Regions from separate parts of the Mus musculus genome. Here region 1 is linked to region 2. A link is a loop called in an ENCODE intact Hi-C map of the cell type or tissue named here. Cell type or tissue: heart. All regions are shown on one strand. Links, peaks and the distances in the headings refer to the core of each region. The heading gives the core; the rest is flanking DNA.

Region 1 (10,498 bases), core at 1,714-9,713, 82 kb after region 2:
TAAGCCATTTCACCAGCCTATTCTTTAACATTTTTGATATTTGTTTTTATGCACTTTCTTACCTTTTGTACTTCAAGGCTCATCTTCTGAGTTCTATTGACAGAATCACCCCTTTCTCCAGTGTGCCCTACGTCCTGTTACTGGAGAATGCTATTTAGAATGCCAGGGTGCTTCTGCCTCGAGGATCTCTATGGAACGGGGCTAGATGATACATGTACTTCTGCTGCCCTGCGCATGCCCACATGTCTGTGTACATTAAATAAAAAGTGTATGAAACTTGGCTCTCTATCTACAACATGATTTATTTTTTTGATTGTTACATATGTAAAGATTTTTTTTTCTCATGTGAGTTGCTAACCCACATTACTGTTGGGGGAGAGCTAGAGTGCAGTGTCCTCTCAGATGCACTTGTCAGTAGGTCCCCCCAGCCCCCCAACAGGGATCCCAGGGAATGAGGTTCTGGTATTTGTAACTGTTTCCTTTGTCACATTCTGTCCTTCAACTTAGCTTCCTGAACATCCTAGCTGATTCTTTTGTTAATTTTCTGTACAATAAAGTTCACTCTTTATGATCTTTAATTCTAATTTCTCCACAAATGCTGAGTCATGTGTTCCCTGTTGCAGCATTATACTCCAGGAATCCCATTATGTCATCCTTCCTGGCATCTTTTGATTCTTTCTTTTTTTTGGTTTTTGGAGACAGGGTTTCTCTGTATAGCCCTGGCTGTCCTGGAACTCACTCTGTAGACCAGGCTGGCCTTGAACTCAGAAATCCGCCTGCCTCTGCCTCCCAAGAGCTGGGATTAAAGACGTGCACCACCACTGCCCAGCTTGATTTTTTCCTTTTTTAATTAAAGTAATTTATTTCATGGATAGTATATATGTTTAAGCTGAATCAACAGAGACAATGTCATGGTCATTTTTTCACAGTGGCTTTGGACATAAAAAGTGTGTAGATTAGGCAGGACTAAATTTTGAACTTTGATACCCGAAATTACTGGTAAGTAACTTCGCTAGGAAACCCTTGCTTTTTTTTTTTTTTTTCATTCTGGGCTGGAATGGTTACCTTCAGCATGAGTCTGAAATGTTTCCTGCTAAAATAGTACCTCTCACTTTCTTACGCATGGCAAAGCCATTTAAAACAAACAAGTGGGAGTTAGCCCTGGGAAGGCTGCTGCTTACTTAGCATGGAGCCTGCCACCATTAATACTTGTGAATCCCCTTGGTTGCAGTGACCCAGCCTTCCGAATGTGCCGTGGGTTGCATTTTCTTTTCTACCTCTTTAAAAATATTTTTTTTCATTCTTGCCTTTTTCTTGTACTTGTGAATTTATTTATTCAGTGAACTTTAGATATTTAGTCATGATTATATGTATGGCATTAAAGTATAGTAGTTACTCCTAATTGCTTGTTTTCTTAAACTACACATAAAACTACAATGTTTATTTTGAATCATGTTGACATTTATTTGTATACTATATTTGTATAATTTATACACTGAATATACATGCATTTCTTTAATGCTCTCTTTCCGTTTGTGAGGCACGGTCTCAGTGCAGCGCAGACAGGTGTCTGACTTGTGCATTCCGACCTTACCTCCGCTCTCTGATGCTCCGCTCTCAGCTCACTCTGCTCAGAGTTGGAATTACAGGGACCCGACTAGCCACCTAGCTCTTGGGAATATTTTTCTTATTCATCGAGGAGAGAAAAATACAACCAAGCTGCTCTATTTCTAAGTATATAACTTAGTAGCAGTGAGTTAGAAAAGTCTTTCCTGTAATAGACAAATTCTTGGTAGTGTATAGTTTTGTCCTATTTTGGTGGGACTGAGCTGAAGTTAGCCTGTACACATGAGAATTGAACTTACTCTTTTTTTTTTTCTTCATAAAACCATTCTTAATTTTCCTGGTTCTTCAGTTTCAGTTACACAGGATGCTTTTAGACCATGTTTATTTTTCTTTTAACATGTTAAAGCTGAAAGTCCTGTAGCTTGAATATGTTTCTTATTGCTAGGACAATGGGATAAAGAAATCTCATCCCTTCTTTACAGTGGTTCTGAGCATGAAGTGGAGACTCCACTTCCACCTAAAGTAGGCCCATCCTCCTCCCCTGCCCGTGACAACAGCAGCTAAGGCCGCTTCTGTGCATCTCCTCAGGCTGCAGAGCCAGACAGGGCCTTGGAGAGTGTAAGCAAGATGGAAGATTATTGCACAGTTTATACAGTTGGAATGCAAATATAACTTGGTATATACTTGAATCGAATTGAATATATTCCATTTGAATTAAATTGAGTAGATTCTTTGTAGCACATAAGAGCACATATTCTTGTCTTGGAATTCTGATACCAGAATTTGTAATGACATGCAAGTAGTGTTTACAGGACCGGCTCACAGAGTCGCACCAGGCAAGGCTTCCAGTCAGGTTAGTGTTAGGGGTGATGTATTTGCAGGTGAGATGCTCTACAGAGTAAGAATATACATTGACACGTGCTGTATATTTAGTCATCACCATTGTCATGCCTCAGTACCTCCAAGATGAGTCTCATGGAAAAGATGTCTCTCTGAGCTTTCAATTAGTCTGCTATTAGCAGCCGATGATGCTGGGCTTACGAACATGCTGACTACCCTCTCTCTCCTAAGCATATTACAGATCTATACTGGTTTCAGCTAAAGCTGGACTCTTGCAGGGATGCTGCCCAGCTCATTTGTTGTTGTATAAACTTTTTGAATGATTAAAAAGGATGGAGGCCAACAACCAATTACAAAAAGAGGTAGGCTAGTACTCTGGGGGAGTCTTTCTCTTCCTGTTTCCCCTTCTGCCTTTCTGCCTTCCGACCCTGTCCTCAGGCCTACTTGGTATTTTGTTCTTCCTCCATTCTTCCTGGAAGAGTGTTTGGTGCTGATGGAGTGCAGAGGCCACATCCCATTGGTTAAGTACTTAAGAGTGTGTGTAATGCGGGTACCCCTTTTCTTCTCGTGGTCTTTCCTCATAGAGTGAGTGCACACAGAGCTCCTCCCCTTTACAAATCCCAGACCTCTTTCAAGTGTACAAAGCAACATCTTAGAGAAAGGAGAGGAGTGTGTGTGTGTGTGTGTGTGTGTGTGTGCGTGGTCACTTTTTCCGGGGCGGCTATTTCTTTACTCACCTTTGTCTCAGGCATTATTAGACAGTTTTACTATTTTGATATTAATCATATTTGTGCTTAAGAAATCTTTGGTGGAGCTGGAGAGAGGGCTCAGCAATCAGGAATGCATACTGCTCCTATAGAGGACCTGAGTTTGACAGGCAGCACCCATATCAGGTGGCTCAAAGTCACTGTTAACTCTAGCTGTAGGGGATCTGATGCTCTCTTTGGACTCAGAAGGCATCCTGTGCACCTTCTACCTCAAAATATACACATAGTTAAAAATAAAAGTATCTTTTAAAAAGTAAATCTTTGGTGTCTTGAGTTAGGAGACAGTAGAATCAAATAGAAACAGCATCTCGTCTGATTTATGGGATGTGGTGAGCCGTGGCTCTGGCTCTGTGCTCTGAGAGTCCCTCAAAGAACTCTTCTGCACATGTGTACAGTGTATGTGAACATAGGATATCCTTTTAAGAAGTACCACAGGCACAGCATTAGCACGTCAGCATCCTTCAGAGAAGCAGGTCTCCAGAGAAGAGGTATGCTAAGGAATTGTGTTGAGGTTATGAAAGCTGAAATGTTAGCAGTGTACAGTGCATCCCCGGAGCCTGGTGACCCTGGACAGACAGTGATGTCACCAGGCCCAAAGACATTTTGCTGAAGAACTTCCTCCTACATGGGGAGGGCGCTCTTCAGTCTATTTAGATCTGCAGCCAATTTTAGGATAAGATCTAATGATACCAGAGAACCCAGAGTTCCACAGTTTAAATAGTAATGCTTTGTAAAAGCACCCTCCACATTGACACATAAAATTAGCCATTCAAGCCAGATTTATTTTTAATTCTATCTTGTTTGGCTGATCCTTGTGTGTGTGTGTTTTTTCCTTTTTCCCCTTTCCTTCTTCAAGATAATAAGGTTTCTCTGGTTGTTCTGGAACTTGCTGTGTTTACCAGGCTGGCCTTGAACTCACAGAGCTCTACCTGCCTCTCTCCTGAATGCTGGAATTAAAGGTGTGTGACACCACCCAGCTTTTTTTTTTTTTTTTTGGGGGGGGGGTTTCCTGGAACTTACTCTGTAGACCAGGCTGGCCTTGAACTCAGAAATCCGCCTGCCTCTGCCTCCCAAGTGCTAGGATTAAAGGCGTGCGCCACCACAACCCCCCCCCTTTTTTTTTTTTAATATTTTAAAGAAAGACAGGGTTTTGTTCTGTATCCCAAGCTAGCCTAAGACTTCTATTCATCCTGTCCTCTCACGTGTATTACTAGGTAGACTTATACTTCATTTCTAAGGCTCTGTTAGATTGTATTGCCATTTAGTTTGGCCTTGATCACATTCGTAGTCTAAGCAGGACTTCCTCCAGCTGTGCCGTGGTCGGTCAGAACCTGCTTTGAATGATTTACGTTCTGCGGTATGTGTAGAAGGTTCTGGACAATCGCATTCGGTGTTCACTCTCCCTCAATTCTTGCCCTTAAATTCCTGGAAAGTTGGCTAATATGCTGTGACATTGTTGAAATGCTGCTTTATAGGGAAATACTTTTCTGTAAGGTGGCTTTCACTGAACAAGCACGGGCAAGTGTTCTGTTCTGAACAGTAAACACGCAGTTAATGTCCATGGATAAACCCGTGTTGCTGTTTTATATTTAGATGTGAGCCCCAGTGGGCCAGCACAGTCCCACAGTGCTCTGTGCTGACGTGATATTCTCGGCTTGAGTCCTGGTGAGGGGAAAGTTTTCTTTTGAGCAGGAGACAAAGTGAACAGAGTGCCAGAAAGCTAAATATAAATTCTCTGAGAGCCAGTCACACATAAACTAGGTTTTAGCAACAACATATTGTAGACTGAAATAATTTTAAAAGAAAAATTTTATCCTGGTTTATAGTAATTGGTATAAAGTGCAGTTAAGTAATTTTCCATGAAAAACTAAGCCTACTGATCTCCTCTTGCTGCTGGCCCTGTAGGTAAATAGAGCCACTGTTAGAGATAGAGCCCCCTTCTCCCATTATTGTAGTGGTTTAGTCCTGAGTCAGTAGATCCAGTCTCTGGTTTGCATGGCTTTAATTTCAAAGTAAGAAGAGAAAATGAAGGAAGATGCATAGTTTGCACCGAGATGCTGAGCAGTCACCCTTAGAACTGAGTTCTCTTGAGTGTGTGACACCCTTAGAACATTCAACCAGAGCGAGCGAGCAGACTGCAGAGGAGCGGACTGCAGCGCTAACAAGAGTGAGGGCTGAAGCTCATGCCATTCCAGTTCCGCACCTGTCATGGCTTAAGTCTGGGCTTGCCGCAGTATTTTATGTTATTGGCTGGTCTGGCTTGAGGCTGTAGAAGCATTTTATAGCCAGTCACTCTGGGGTGGTAGGAGGAGGCATGAGTGTCCCAGGCTGGGCAACAGACTGTTTCTGAGTGTAACTACAGATGGGGGCCTGGCTCCACTGAACGAGTTGCTGCTCAAGGCTTCCTGGGTAACACCTCGTGTTAAAACCTCCAGGCATGTTTGGCAAGTCATTCCACGCGTGAGCGTGAGGGCTTGGACAGTGGTCCTTGCCTTCACTTAGTTAGTTAGCATGGTGGCTTCACTGTGGTGTTTTCATCTGTGCACGCCAGTAGATTTGGCTCACACTTGTCCCTCCTTCTGCCTCTGCCCACCTCCCTGTCCACCCCCCAGCAATTCATAAACATCCCTTTCTGAGTCTGGCTTAGGGAAATGGTATTTTAAGCAAGTGAAGGATTGGCGTATTGCTTGCCTGCCATCCTGGCCCCAGACCCTGGCAGTCTCTAGGTCTCTCAACACTGAGGAGGAAACTGCAGTTCTTTTCACAGGTGCCTCAATTGTTCCCGGTAAGGAAAGGGAAGGGGAAGTGGAGAACACAGCAGCTCTGGGTGCTGGCCACGAGGAAGGCCACGTGAACGTCAGAGCGACAGCGCTTCCTCTTGTGCCTTATCATCCTTGCCTGGTCCCTGCCCTCCCCCTTAGCTCAGTTCCATGTCGTGAGCGGGAGGGAGAGCTGTTGGGTTGCTGAGGACTGTGCCAACTGCACATCACATCAAGTCCTTTTTAAAGCCACTTCCCTTGCAAACTTGTCTGAAAAGGGACTTTTGTAGAACAATGGGCTATCAATTTAGACTTCAGGGTCTGATTCATGTCTTTCTTTTAGTATAAAATCTCCATTATGTGGATCTGTTGCTGTCTCTTTTATTTCTGGGTAGATTTTTAGCATTGTTTTCTATAAGAAAATTAATAAAATAAATCATGAAGTAGGAATGATAAGTCCAAACTCCTGGGCTCGATTCTTGCCTGTGCTTGTTGCCAGTAGGCTCTGTCCCCTGCCTGGGAAGTGCATGCAGTAGTCTTTACTTGGAGAATATGGGAGGCTGAGTCAGTGCTGAGAATGTTGTTAGTCCCAGTGATGCTCAGAGGTGCAGTTCATTAGAATCCCAGCAGCACGGTGTGCCTCCTTGCCCTGCTCCATCGCCTGTCAAAGTACTGAGGGGTACAGGCTTTGCTGGGTCTTTTCTCTACCATAAGCATCACTTTGCAGGTAGGATAATTCCTTTAGCAGAATAGTCAGCTGATCTACAAGAAGCAAACCTTTGTAGTTTGTAGTTGGTGCCTGTCAAAATCATGCTGTCTGTAAGTTTAGGTCACATTTCTGGTCTGCTCTGCACACTCCTGACTGGCTGCTCATATGTGACATCTTACACTCTTTAACTGGTGGATTTTCATGTGACATTCCTTATCCTGACTACTGTTGCTTTCCCAGGGAAAGCACAAATTTGCCTTATGGGTATAAGATCCAGAAGGGTGGGGTGCTGGTAATTCTTGGAGCTAGCTTCTTAACCAGCGGATATGAACACTTGGAAATGACCTGAGGAACTCTGACCCTTCGTTTGCTTTGATGAGATATGCGGATGTCAACTTTTCTCTGCTTGCTCTCATTGTGCTACAAATAACCTGTGGTGGTGCATTGTAGGATGTCCTTGTGTGGGGACCATTTTAGCCTTTGGGAAGTAAGTAGCCAGATCACAGATAAGGGGTTTCCAGGTGTTTATTATCTCCTCCTAACTCTTGCTTTCGAGACAAGGTCTCACTTAGTAGCCCTAAATGGCCCTGAACTTACTATGTATCATAGTCTGGCCTCAAACTGAGTCACAGGCTTGCGCCACCACTCCTAGCCCCTCGCTTCTTTCTTTTTATTTATTATTTTAAAAATATTTTATTTTTGAAAACTCCATGCATTTATATAATGTTTTGATTGCGTCTCCACCTCCTCCCAATACCCCATCCCCTCCTACACTCTCCTTTGCAGCTTCTTGTCTTCCCTGTTGTTGTTGTTGTTGTTAATAACTAGTTACATTAGTGCTCTTCATATGCACATGAGTGACTGTGTGGACATCCAGTGTAATATGAGCAACCGATCAGCATCTGCATAGAAAGTTTGACTCTTTTTCGCTTAGAAGACTTCAGTTGCCATTACTTCCTCTGAAAGAAGTGGGGCCTTCCTTAGGCCCTCGCTCAGCCACATAGGCATTTGTTGACTGGCTTGATCTTGTGCTGGTTACCGGCACAATAGCAACCACGAACGCCGTGAGTCGATGAATGCAACAGCTACGGCACGTCCAGAAGTGAGCATTTCACATCTCTCCTCTCCATCCCGTTTGTTGTGTTCTTTCCGTCTTGTTTTGCAAAGTTCCCTGAGCTCTGGCTGGTGGGAAGTTGCAATGGATGATGCTTGCATAGCTGAGCACGGTTCATTCATTATACCTCGGAGCAGTTATGAGTCTGGGCTAACTGTGCACTTGGAAAGGAAGCTTCCCTGTCCAAGGTGGAGAGAAGCGCAGGTCTGTGCACAAAACCATCAATCTTCAGAAAGCAGTTTGACAGCAAAGCAACAGCTAGAGGATCCCCAAGCCAGAAGCTTTTGACCAACTTCCTAGTACCAGACATGAAATACTTCCCGTGGATTAGGGTTGCTCGCTAACAGTCACACCACTATTGCACCAGTGGCCATGCATTGCCAGCAGGTCAATATTGTAGCATGCAGTGTCCAGCACTGGGTCAGGCCATTGATGTCTTCTCTCTTTAGCAGCCTACACAGCACCTTCTGGCAACAGTGTAAGCTAGTTTCCTGGTCAGTTTGAGTTGATTTCTCGATATCCTGCATCTAAAGCCAATAGTATCTTTATCAATTTGGACTTACGTCAGGTTAGTGGACAACCAAGAGCAGTGGCAGTGGCCTGTCCTGGTTTTAGAGCCTCTGAGGCCTTTATGACCAACAACTCACAGGGACGTCTGCGTTAGATTGCAGTGGCAAGTGTGGGGGCGTGTTTTCTTGATTAATGATTGATGTGGGAGGGCCCAGCCTATTGTGGGTGGTGCCAGGTGGTCCTGAGGAAGCAGGCTGAGGAAGCCATGAGGAAGAAGCCGGTAAATATCATTCTTCCATGGCTTCTGCTTCTGGTCCTGCCTGAGGTTCCTGCCTTGACTTCCCTCAGTGATGGAGTGTGAAGAGTTGTAAGATAATATCAATCCTTTCTTCCCAAGTTGCTTTTAGTCATGGTGCATTATCAGCAATAGAAACCCAACCTAAGACACTAAGTGCCATTTAAAAATAAAATATAGGCTAGAGAGATAATTTGGTCAATAGGACGCTTGCCTTGAAAGCATTGAAGACCTTAGTTAGGTCTCTAGAGTTGTGTCAGATGGCAGGTATGGTGGCACACATCAGTCATCCAGTGCCGGTAGATCATTGAGGGTCACTGGCCAGACATTCAATCCTAATCCGGGATTCCAGACCGTGAGAGACCCTGTCTCAAACAACATGCCTGTGAAGCCTACCCAGGGTAGCTGTAGCAGAGAGGCTACACCGGGGCCCATTAGGATACACACAACAGTCACTCTGTTCAAAGCTTGCTGGGTCTTAGTTAGTGCTGTTCTTTGCTGCCATGAGTATTAATAATGGGTGTTTTTTTTTACTTTCAAAGCTCTTCCCTTAAGTTCTTCTAGAATATGAGAAACAAAGGAAATATCAACTATTGTTTACCCTGTGTTTTGTGATGGACATCCACGTTTACATGGAAGGAAAAGTTGTGGCCTCCACCCAGAGTTTCTTGCTGTTATGGGGCTGTCTGATTTTACTTTTTTTTTTTTTTTTTTTCCCTTTAGGCTGCATGATAGAGGCAGTGAATCTCAAATCCAGCAACCGAAACCCAGTGGTACATGAATTTGAAAGTAAGTACAGGAAACATGGAGAGGGATGGGGCCCCCTAGTGGACACTAGGTAGCTCTGCAGCCAACCCAGCACCTGTTCTATTGTGTTTATTGTATTGATATATTTATATATTTGTTTGTTTGAGATAGGATCTCACTGTGTAGCTCTGGCTGACATGGAATTCACTATAGAGACAAGGCTGGCCTGGAACTCACAGAGGTCTGTCTGTCTGTCTCTGCCTTCCAAGTGCTGGGATTAAAAGTGTGCACCACCACACCCTGTCTATTATCATCTAAAAAATATTTATTTGTGACTGTGAGCCTATGTACACAGGAGGATACTGCAGAGGTCAGAAGAGGGCCCCAGGTCTCTAGGAGATGGAGTATAGATAGTTGTGTGCTGGAAATTGAACTGCTAGCTGCAAGAGCAGTCAGTGCTCTTAGCCACTGAGCCGGCCCTCCAGCCCCTACTTCCCTGTATGGACTAGCCAAGAATGTTCAGGATGGCTGTTGTGTTGGGTAGACTAGCAACACACTCTGCAGGTTACATTGGCTGTCATCTGTTTCCTGCCTATCCTTGTATCTATACAACAAAGAAAGCTCATATAATAGATGCAGGTGTCTAAGGGAAGGTGTGCTCTCTGTAGTGAAATCCTTACTAATGTTTTCATTGGTTTTTCTGGCAGAAACTCATCTTGGAAAGTTTAAGCTTATAAGTTTAAGCTTATCTTTCTCTCATTGCTCTCCAGGTGTGGAATTGTCTTGCATCATTACGGACTCACAGACAAGTGACCCTAGGATTGAATGGAAGAAAATCCAAGATGGCCAAACCACATATGTGTATTTTGACAACAAGATTCAAGGTATGAGCCCACTGTCCTCTGCACTATTCCTATTTTGTCTGCAGGTTGTGGAATTTATTTACAGTAACATTTCCCCAGACTGCTAGCCTGTTCCTGTGGCTAGGACTGCTCTGACTTTCTGAGTTTATTGTTGGAGAAAATTTCAATTTTAGTATTGATATTTTGAGCCTGCCTGTACCTCTACAATGCAACTTCAACAAATCCCAGCTCCTTAGTAAGGACTTGGATCTCTGTACATATTGCTTGAGAAATCACAGCAAACCATTTCTTTAGCCATGTTGTTCTGGCCTACGACAGACATACTGTG
Region 2 (10,498 bases), core at 1,713-9,712:
AAGAACCTAGTACTATTATTCTGATACATGGACATATTATTAAAAATGATTTTTTAAAAAGTACTTATTTATTTTATGTCTATGAGTACACTGTTACTGTCTTCAGACACACCAGAAGAGGGCATCAGATCCCATTACAGATGGTTGTGAGCCACCATGTAGTTGCTGGGAATTGAACACAGGACCTCTGGAAGAGCAGCCAGTGCTCCAAACTGCTGAGTCATCTCTCCAACTCCATAAAAATGACCCTTAGTGATTTATCATTACTCACTGATTAGTGCATCTCTCTACCCTCATCAGAGATGCTTCCTTGTCCAGTACTGCAGAGACCCACAAATTACCAACATGTAAATAATAAGAAACTGGAGTGCCATGCTACTGGGGACAAGGGCATGGCCATGGGTGTGGCTCTCCTCTGTTGATGGCTTCTGGCATGGCTGCAACTGGAGAAAGACTCCCTGGGTCAGGAGGGCTGGCAACTAGGAATTTGACCATGCTCCACTGAGTATATGGACAATACAAAATGGACCTGCCTTTTCCTTTTTGGGAGGGGGACAGAGGAGGAGGGGAGACATGGGAACATGGAAGGTGAGCACTATCAGGATACAAAATGTGAGATTCCCAAATCAATTTAAAAAGGAAAAAAAGAAACTGGAGTTCTCAGCCCTAAATGGGACATATATATCATGTTCCATAGATAGATAGATAGATAGATAGATAGATAGATAGATAGATAGATAGATAGTCATATATATATGAGAGGTAGGGTGCATCTGAGGCGATTTGGCAGAGGTACTAAGATGACCCAAATACATTCTTCATTTTTTTAAAGAAAAATTATTTCATTTTTATGTATGAATGAGTAGACTATGTGCTCTTAACCTGTGAGCCATCTCTTCAGTCCCCCAAAATACTTTCCCAAATAATTAATAAAAATATAATTTTTCTTAAAATAAACAAAGAGACTACAAGATTTTCTGTTGTCCCATCCCACTCCAAGTCTAGGCAGAGAGGCAAAGTGACCCGGATGTTGGGGCCCTTTGGATAGTTCAATCACAGTGCATTTTTAAGAGATTACTGAGGAGATGGCTCAGAAGTTAAGAACACTTGCTCTTCTTCCAGGAGACTGGAGCCCCATTCCCAGAACCTATTCTGTGTGGCTCACAACAGCTTGTGACTGCAGCTGTAAGGGAACCAATGATGCCTTTGACCTCCATGGGCATCAACACTCACATGGTCATACCCACACAGACACAGATGCGCGCGCGCGCGCGCACACACACACACACACACACACACACACACACACTCATGCACACACAGAATGTTTTTAATTAATCTCTTTTTATTTTTGTTGGTTTTGTTTGTTTGTTTGTTTGTTTTAAGAAACAGAGTTTCACTATGTATTCCTGGAACTCACTCTGTAGATGAGGCTGGCCTGGAACTCAGACATCTGCCCATCTCTGCCTCCGCAGAGCTGGAATTAAAGACATGTACCACCACTGCCCAGCTTAAAGTAATCTTTTTAGAAGAAGAATTTGATTAAATCTAATTTTTATTTTTCTGGACAGAAAGGAAAAATGAAATTTCAGAAAATTAAGAGGTTGGCTTAAGAAGTTCATGTGAAAACTCAACAGTCCAGGTTATGGAAGAAAAGCCAAGCTGATTCACAACCAGAAGCATCTCAGGAGTGACCAGCTAGTGGCCTTAGGTTAGGGGAAGCAGGTATGCATGGGGGAGGGGTTAGGGCTCTTCCAGGCTGCTGCCATGGTCATAGCTGGTATACACAAGCGGGAGGTGAGGAGTCTGCCGTCAGCTCATTGCTGGCAAAGGATCCCAGAAAGGAATCAAGTGAGTTTATGCCACTAGAAGGCAATCCTGTCATGGATGTGAGCCTACAATCGCTTGTGTTTCTGAAGGAGAGGTGCACAGGGCTGCTGGAGACTTTGAGTCATTGGGAGGTGAAGGAAAGCACAAAACATCCCTGATGCAAGACATGTCGTTTACCCCTGGCCACCTTCTGACCTCCTTGGACCAACCCTGGCTCCTCTGGAGAAAGCAATGCTGGGGAATTTGGCTAAGGGGGAAGCACACTGGGAGTAAGAAAGTGCAGGGATGGGAAGATTAGAGGGAGCAGGACATCAAGTGCATGGAGCAAACACAGGACGAGACTGAGGATCAGGATGGGAAACAAAACATAAGGCAGGAAGAAGGGTCCAGGATGCTAAGAAGAGAAACCGAGAAGCTACAGGGACTGGAGGAATGACATCAGATACTGTGTGAGGAAAAGAAGGCTTAACGGCCCCATCCCAGCTACTGCCATGGTCATAGCTGGTATACACAAGCAGGAGGTGAGGAGTCTGCCATTTATAACTCCCCTTCTGCTCCATCCCTCTTGTCCTATTTAATCTTCCCTTCTCCCTTCTTCTCTCTACCTTTCTCCATTGTTGCCTCTTTTCCTGGGGGTTGGGGGGTGGGGGGGGGCTGTGCCTAGATCTGCTTGGTTTATTATCCCTCTCAACCTTGAGTCTAAACTCAAAACCTTCTGAGTCTAAACTCTATTCAATTGCTTCTCATAGTCAGAGAGCCTAGAAACCAAGATTCTGATTCTAGATCAGTCGCTCCAGTGCTGGAAACACTGGCTAAGGGACTTACCATGAGAAACCACCTTTTCTTATTTTATGAACCTCCTGCGGGAGCTGTCAGGGATGACGGAGCGCACACAAATGGACAATCAAAACACCAAATGACAAAGTCTTACTCTTGGATTCCTTCACAGGCCTGCACTCCTCCGGTGCCTTTAAGGGCAGGTGATCCGCGTAGCATCACCTGCTCAAGGTGGACAGGCTTTCCTGTGATCCTCACAGTCGATCGCCCAACACAATGGACAGGCTGCTGTGTCCACATCAGAGGAAGGATCTTTGCAGAACAGTCTGGGCCTTGATGGCTCTCAGAGAGCATAGGTAGGCTTCCAAACATTAAGTCAGTCTAGACTGTGGTCTAACACAGGCTCCTAGAGTTAGAGGCCAAGACGTTTGATCGATGAAGCCGATCTAGGCTTCTCACAGGTAGAATAATTGAAGTGACGTTTCAAAGAAGCACTGAATATGCATAAGGGGGAAACAGAGAGAGGGGGGGAGGGTGAGAATATGTATGAATACGAATATGGGAGAAACTGGAAAGAAACAAGTGATGGATAAAGACAAAGACAAAACCCAAGCTCTAATACTTGGTGCATAGATGTGGTGGGGCAGAGACGTGGAGAAGGATGAAGGGAGAGCATTCTGGTAGAGCAATAAGGAGGCTAAGAGGAGTTGAGCCAGGCAGCCGGTAGAGCAGGCAGATGGAACAAGAGAGACAGAGAACAGAGCCACCGAGTGGGCACGCAGTGAGGCCTGGCAGCCAAGCCCTATGGATTTCCGAGAGAAGCAGATGCTTCCACAGGAGCAGCAGCTGGTGGTCCCTGAGTGTGTGCCTCCTTGTTGACTCTAGGCCCAGTGCAGCCTCCTGGGCAGCCAGCCTCAGCCTGGAGGTGCAGTCTGGGTCTAGAGAGGCAGATGACAAGCCTTGCCCCTCTTGGCCGGGGGGGGGGGGGGGGGGGGGGGGCTCCATCTCTCCTCTGCCATCCTCTCTTAGGCCCCACCCACCTATTCCATCTTCATTCCTTCCCCCCACCCCCCATCCCCCAGGCCTCTTGAATCCCAGGAAAGTCATGAACAGCAACCCCGTGACACACCAGGAAGGAAGTGGGCTGTGTTGGAGGGGTGAGTGTGAGCTACCACAAGGGTGTATACTGTGGTGAGAGGACTGTGGAGAGGACAAATGACTCTGTGAGCCCACAGTGAAGAGCTGGCGCCAAGAAAGCTGTGGGGAGATCATCCTGCAGAACTGCTGGCGAGGACGGGAGTCGGGGCTGTTAAGCTGTCTTCTCAGAAGTCCTCTCTCCCAGGGCTGACCTGCCATGAAGCCCAGAGACGGCCACAACCTCTTCTGAGCAAAAAGAAGTTGAACTGAACCTAGGTCAAAAAAAGTTTGGATTTCCCTGGCTTCATTCTGCACAGACGGCTGCTATGTGCAAGCCCCCTCCAGTGGGTAGAAAACATCAATGGGTTTTGGTGTGGATGACAATCCCTCCACCCCACCCCACCCCCGCCTGCCCCAAGATTTCCTCTAATAGGAAGGGAGCTCAGAATAGCTAGAGAGGGAGGGATCCTTCAAGATCTAGCATTCTATTGAGACCTAAGTAACTCTCATGATGCTTCCTTCCCGACACACCTCATCCCCTCCCAGAGATCTTTGAGATAATCCTGCAGTCACTCACACACCAGGCTTCTCTGCTGTGTATGTGTCAGTCTCTCTGTGGTCCTAAACCTAAGGTCAGAGGTTCTCTCTCAGACGTGACCCCAAAGTAGACAAGAGTCTCCAGGCTCTGGGAGGGAAGGTGGCAGAGGGACAGATAGGGCTTAGGATGTAGTATCCAGTGCAGCCACAGTATGAGTGAAAGACAGGTACCAGGGAGCCAGATGGGCCAAGAAGAAACAGAAGTTAAGTAGGAAGAGACGGATAAACAGCAGACACCAAGCAACCAGCCAAGCATATGCTTTGCAAGCAGGCAACACAAGCACCCAGTAGAGTTTGGGGTGGGGGAGGGGACACGGGCCCGCAGGGAGAGGGACACCAGCTTTTTCTGTGGCTAAATGTTGCATGGTCAGAATTCGTGATCTAATCCTTCTCCGTGGAATCTCAGAAAAATGGAACAGCAGCTTGCTGGCAAGAGAAAGAAGCACTTGGCACGGTGGGGAGGAGTGCTTAGGCCTGTTGCCATGGATCAATCTGGGCGGAGGAAACTGCCCCAGGCTTGGATAGCCAGGTGCCATCTCCAAGACCCCAGAGCATAGACCCATGAAGTCTGAAATGATCCACGAGAAAAGCAGAGAATTGTGGTGTGTCTGCTCAGGAAGTCCTTCAGCCCTGCAGGTGCCAGCTTCCCGCTGATGCTGATGAAGCCCTTCAAGGCTAGAGCCCTCAGTCTGGGTGATGTCATCCCTTTGAGCTTCAGGCAGGAGAGGGGTGGAGCCAGGCTGCTGCCTTGCGGAGTTTGCAGGCTCCACCTCCAACCCAGTCAGCTTCTCGCAACCCCCACCCTCTTGGCCAGCTTTCCTGGCCAACCTTGCCAGAAACCGGATGCTGCCGCAGCGCTCCTGGGAGGAGGGCCACCTAGAATCACCCTTGCAGAAAGCCAGATCTCTACAGAAAAGGGCTTTCTTTACCTGAGTCTTCTTCACTCGTTCTTCACTGTTCCCATATTCATTTGGGGGAAGCCCTGAGGTTTCTTGTGAGGCCAGCCTTACTCTCCTCCCACTGCATGTGCTCAGTGTGCTGCCAAGTACCGGGTGTCCCAAGTACGGGAATTTCTTTAAGAACTGTCCCAAGGGAGGAGTGACTGAATCAGACAAACAGCACTGTGGATCTGACAGTGCTGAGCTAAAGGAATAAAGGTTCTGAGCTGAATATAAGCCTGCTCTAAGTCCTAAAGCCAATCACACTCTTAAGCATTGTGCCTTCACCTCTTACAAGGTCGGGCCAGACACAAGTCAGCCCTGCGCAAGCTGCTGGCTTCTCTCCAAAGCTAGCATTGGCTCCAGCTCTCTGCTTCCCCGCCTCCTCCCCTCACCCAAACTAGCCGCTGTGCTTGGAGCTTTAGGATGCCTGGAATGGGCAAAACTATGTTTCCCTAAGCCTGATTTAGCAAGATACTAGGGGATTGCCTTCAGCAACACTAGACCTGCCCAGGGTAGCACAGATGCTCATCCTAGCCTGTCCTGGGAAACACCACACTGCAGGGTCTCTTGTTTGTAGGCACTCAGCTGCTTGGTATAGTCCCAGAGCCCAAGAGCAGAAAGGAACTTTCCCAGGTGTAAGCCCTAGGCAGCAGTCTAGAGCCAAGCTTATATGCCCCAGTGCAGATTCTCAGATCAACTCCAGGGCATTCTTACTTAGCCTAAATACTAGATCTGAAGTCATACTATGTATGGTGGGGGGGGGGGGGGAGGTAGAAAAAAGGACCTGGGAATGAATTTTCTACTTTGATTCATTGAGCCCTGGACCCCAGACCTCTAGCCTACTAGGAAAATGTCCCTGAACTTTATAGTTCAAATTGTCCTACTGGTCATATATGTGTGTGTGTGTGTGTGTGTGTGTGCGTGCGTGTGTATTACTCAAAGCTGCTTTCTTTTACATCAGATTTAAGTCCCATAATACTGCCATTATGAAGACAAAATAATTCGACCTGAGTAAAATAGTAATTTGATCTAATTCTTATGAGTGGGTAAACTGAGGAAGGATTTGAGCAGATATGAAAATCTTCGCAAGTTTTGTGAAATCATACAAAAATAAGTGAGCAAAATAGCTTATTATGAATCAGCTGAGAGCTCAGGTGCCTGGACACCTAATATATAATCATGTCTCTGTTTCGTATTCTTAGCTCAAAATGAAGAGACATGACAAGATGACTGGGAACAGACGCTTCCACCCACAGACCGATGCTTGAAGAAGGAATGAGAAAAGAAAGTGGGACAATTGTGTGATAAAGTGGGCTAACACCTGACAAGTGGGCCCTGATGGCAGCAGGGTTTAGAGAGATTGAGGGGTGTGGCCTTCCTAGTGGGCGTGGTCTGGAAAGGGCGTGGTCCGCTGTGATCTCAGACTGTCTGAAGGTGCTGCTTCTGCCAACTGGGGTATGCATGTGTGTTACATGCACACCTATATTACGACTATTTATAGGGATGTCCCGGAAGGTGTTACACATGAATTTGGTAAAACTACTTTATAAGACATGTATCATTGGCATGTGCATGTAAGATAGAAAGGGAAGGACATGACTGTGTAGAGATGTGAGCGCGGCCCATGAATATTTGTCAGGGTTACCTACCATAGGGGAGAGTTTTTTACAGACAGGTTCAAGAATATGGATATGAACACAGGTTTGTGTTTGGGATCACCGCAGAGCACCAGTCATAGGGGTTTATTTCTTAGGCCTCCCGAAGAGTCACCTGTGCTTCTCTCGTTACGGTGACGTTCTCAGAGATTTCGTCATACGTTTTATAATCTATGGATACACCCGTAAGAGCATTCAAGCCCAGGAGATCTGGCAGAGCTTCTGCCCCTTTGTGGCCCCTCCTTCACTCCCCTCCCCCTCCCAATTCTGCAGAGCAGAGGAGAAGCCTTGGTTCTAGACAGATGATTGTGGCTAAAAACATTTCAATTCTAGCCTGGAGGCAGGGAAGATGCTGGGGGAGGGGGGAGAAAGTCTCTAAGAGAGATGAAGCCTTAGCAGGTCTTGTTTGGCCCCTGGATTGTCTGGCTTGAACCCCTTGGTGCCAGAAACCCCATATTGGGGTTTCTTAGACTTACAACTCCTATGCCCTCACTTGTGTATTGAAGCCATGGCTGGGCCCCAAGTCTGGTACTGAGGATGATGGGAGAAAGTCTCCCTACCCATATCTGTGAAAGCCCTGAAGAAGCATCCAGTTACTATGGAGCAGACAGGCTACCTTAGCCTTCCTCTGATTCTCAGGTGGTGCCTCAATAAGGGAAATGGTAGCTCAGCTCTCATCAGAGCCCTGTGGCTCACTCCACACAGGGCCATGAGTCTCGAGAAAGTAGATACTCCTGCATTCCCACATACCTGGCCAGCTGCCAGGGAAGGCTATCCTCTGTCACCACAGGACAGCCCCACTGCCCTCCATCCTCAGCTGTTTGAGCTGTGTTGAGCCTTTCCCTGTGGAGTGAAACTTATAAGTCAACAACCTGTGCCAAAGCTAAGACAATGTTGGCTTTAATCACGGGATGGATGGCTCACTCCTTGAGTCTAGTGGCAGCCTCTGCAGTCAGTGCCTCCACTGCAGCTGCAGGATGGAGCCATGACAAAGAGAGTAGAGGGTAGGAGTGCACAAGGAACAGACAGTGTGGCCACTGAGGGCACCTGGGACTTCTCTCCAGGACAGGAGGGGTGGTTCTTCCCGTGCCAAAGGACATCTGCGATTGGGCTCAATTTCTCCCCTTCACATTCTAGGACAAACCTATATGATCACATGGCAGAGCCTAAGGGTACAGAAGAGCTGAAAGAGACCCCAGCACCCCTTTCCAATAAGAATGTAAGAGTATTGAGACCTCTGATGAAGGGAAAAGAATTGGCGACTGTCCCAGAGGTCACTTGGGGTCATATGACTATAGCTGTGCAGGAGTTTTGTAGTTCTTGTCTGCCATTTGGTAGCATTTAGAAATGTTTCCAATGGTTCAGCAGTAGCCAGATTCTCCTGATCTGCATTGGGAGATGGCTGTGATTAAAATTCAGCTGCGCAGCTCTTGCTGGGAACTGCAGTATATATTACGCACCAGAGCAGGGCCGAGCAGAGCCTCCCACTCTGCAGCAAAGGAACGCAGAGCCCCTCCAACTGTCTGCAGGTCTCCAAGTGTGTGGTCTCTCCATGTGTTTTCCGAGAGGGGTTCACAGTTTTAACTGATTTATAAAGCAATATGCTACCTGAACAAGGCTGAGAACTGCTGCCTCACAGCATCAGGAAGATAGGCTCCAGAGAAACCTGATCTTAGCAATCAATAACTAGGCATCTAGAAACATTCAGGGTTGAACTTTTTTTTTTATGGGAATATGTTTTTTTTGCATACATTCACTTTAGAATGTAAGTTCTTCAAGAATAGGGTTCTTGTCTGTTGACTTGCCTACCAAGGTAGCTTAAGCCTAGGCCAATACCTAGCCATCATGTGTGCAAATACAAAAATTGATGGATTGATTAATCTGCCTAGTGTTTCCCTTCCCTTGGCCACTGCTTGGAGTACAAGAGTCACTAGAACTACCATCATTTGGGGACCTATGACAAATATTTTCAACAATCATTTTGTAATTGAATATTATGTCTCAGGGTTGTTCACCTACTGTCAAAGACTTATTTACCACTATGGAAAAACTCAAGGCAGTGCACCCACAACCAAGTCCAGCATTCATGCTATTGCTGCAGAGGCAGAGGAAGAACCCCTAGGAGATGGCACAGATGTGCTCAGCTTGTGCTAGAACCCAATACCCCAAACAGAACAGGCCTGCAAAATTCAGCATCTTGGAGTCTGCACATTGGCAAAAGAGCTCTAAAACGGGCTAGGACCACACTAGACCTCTGTGCAGGCTGTTAGCCCTCTGGATAAATTCTGCTTGTCCCTCCCTTCCCTCCCCACTTTGCATCCTCTGCAGCTCAGCTGCTAAGCCACTGGGGCTTAATAAGCGGGGGACAGGAGGCAAACTAGAGAGAGGCTTATCCTGGGGTAGAAAGTGCCCCCTTCTGGGACAGAAGAGAGCCATGTAGGTTCTCAAGACCTGACTGGCCAGCCCTCCTCACCTCCTTAGGTCTTGACCACAGTAGCTGGAACCTCTAGTGTTGAGATGAGCTCGGAGAGGTGGTGGACAGCTGCTGCTTCTGTCTGAAGCTAAAAATAACCTCCTTTTCCATAGCTAGCTCTGGCTGGACCAGAGCTCGGGAGAAGACTCAGACAGGAGGGACAGAAGGTGGGGCTAGAGATACATGCCCTCCCCAACAGGCAAAAACCAGATAAGACTAGGGCAAAGCTGTACTTTCTCACAGCTGAATCTCAGCTGGGCTTTTCAAATGCTTTATTGGGTAAGACATGGAGTTCCTCATGGGCATATTTCAGAGATGGAGAGAAAGCACAGGACAATTGCAGGCAGTGTGGGGCAGGCCCTGATATCCAACACTGATGTGCCCATAACACACCGGCTGCTGTTTAACCGTGTGACAAGGACCCTGAGTCACAGGCACTGTTATGGTTAGTCCCTCTGACAGATGAAGAAAGGAAGGCTCCAAGACAGAGACATTGATCTACCAAACTCACAGAGCCAGAACTGGGGCCTAGGTTAATAAGCCTGGAGCGGAGCCGCATCGCCAACATCAGCGCCAACCACAGCTCAGAAAGACACAAAGGAACCGAGAAAGAGAAACAAGGTCCCAGAGTCATTATGCTGCGGGTAACACCGAGAAAAATGAGGGCTCACTTAATAGCTGAGCCTGTAGTGCTGGATACATGCATGTCATGGCTGTTAGCATTCTGTCTAAGCTCCGCCCCACAGTCACCTGGCAACAGACAGGTATGCTCCATACCACAGTTACCTGGCAATAGCCAGGTATTCATGACTCACTATAAAAGGGGCTGCTGGCCCCCTCCTCTCTCTCTTGCTCCTCTCTTGCTTTTGCTGTGTCCTCTTGTCTCTTCCCCCCTCTCCCTCCATGTGCTAATAATGGCTGGCCTCCTCTCCTCTCCTCTCCTCTCCGCCATCTCTATCTCTCTGCCTTTCTTTGCCTATACTTCCCTTTTAACTCCCCTCCCCATGCCCTGAATAAACTCTATTCTATACTATACCATCATGTGGCTGGTCCCTCAGGAGGAAGTGATGTCTCAGCATGAGCCCGCA

Evidence for each region. Hi-C counts contacts between places; a loop is a spot of excess contacts. Peaks named below come from ENCODE experiments on the same cell type or tissue, not always from the same donor. Only the 100,000 strongest peaks of a DNase experiment are listed, where the experiment ranks them.
Region 1: a loop joins it to region 2, with 7 times the contacts of the local background. A loop is called at or near these places in 5 of 42 quality-filtered maps.

What each region holds. Positions count from the first base shown.
Region 1 is chr9:27,105,200-27,115,697 of GRCm38, reverse strand. Jam3 (junction adhesion molecule 3) reads left to right here. Exons shown (of 9, transcript NM_023277.4): 2 at 9,284-9,349; 3 at 10,078-10,191. Among named protein-coding and RNA genes, the nearest start is that of Jam3, 45 kb to the left of the region's middle. In heart, for the core only: CTCF peaks have their summits at 3,804, 6,115 and 9,394 (motif pointing left); DNase peaks (open chromatin) are centred at 4,797, 6,027 and 7,027; H3K27ac peaks cover 1,522 bases.
Region 2 is chr9:27,186,769-27,197,266 of GRCm38, reverse strand. No RefSeq gene overlaps it. Among named protein-coding and RNA genes, the nearest start is that of Jam3, 37 kb to the right of the region's middle. In heart, for the core only: a CTCF peak has its summit at 9,583; DNase peaks (open chromatin) are centred at 3,756, 4,176, 5,126 and 5,616; H3K4me3 peaks cover 1,174 bases; H3K27ac peaks cover 1,743 bases.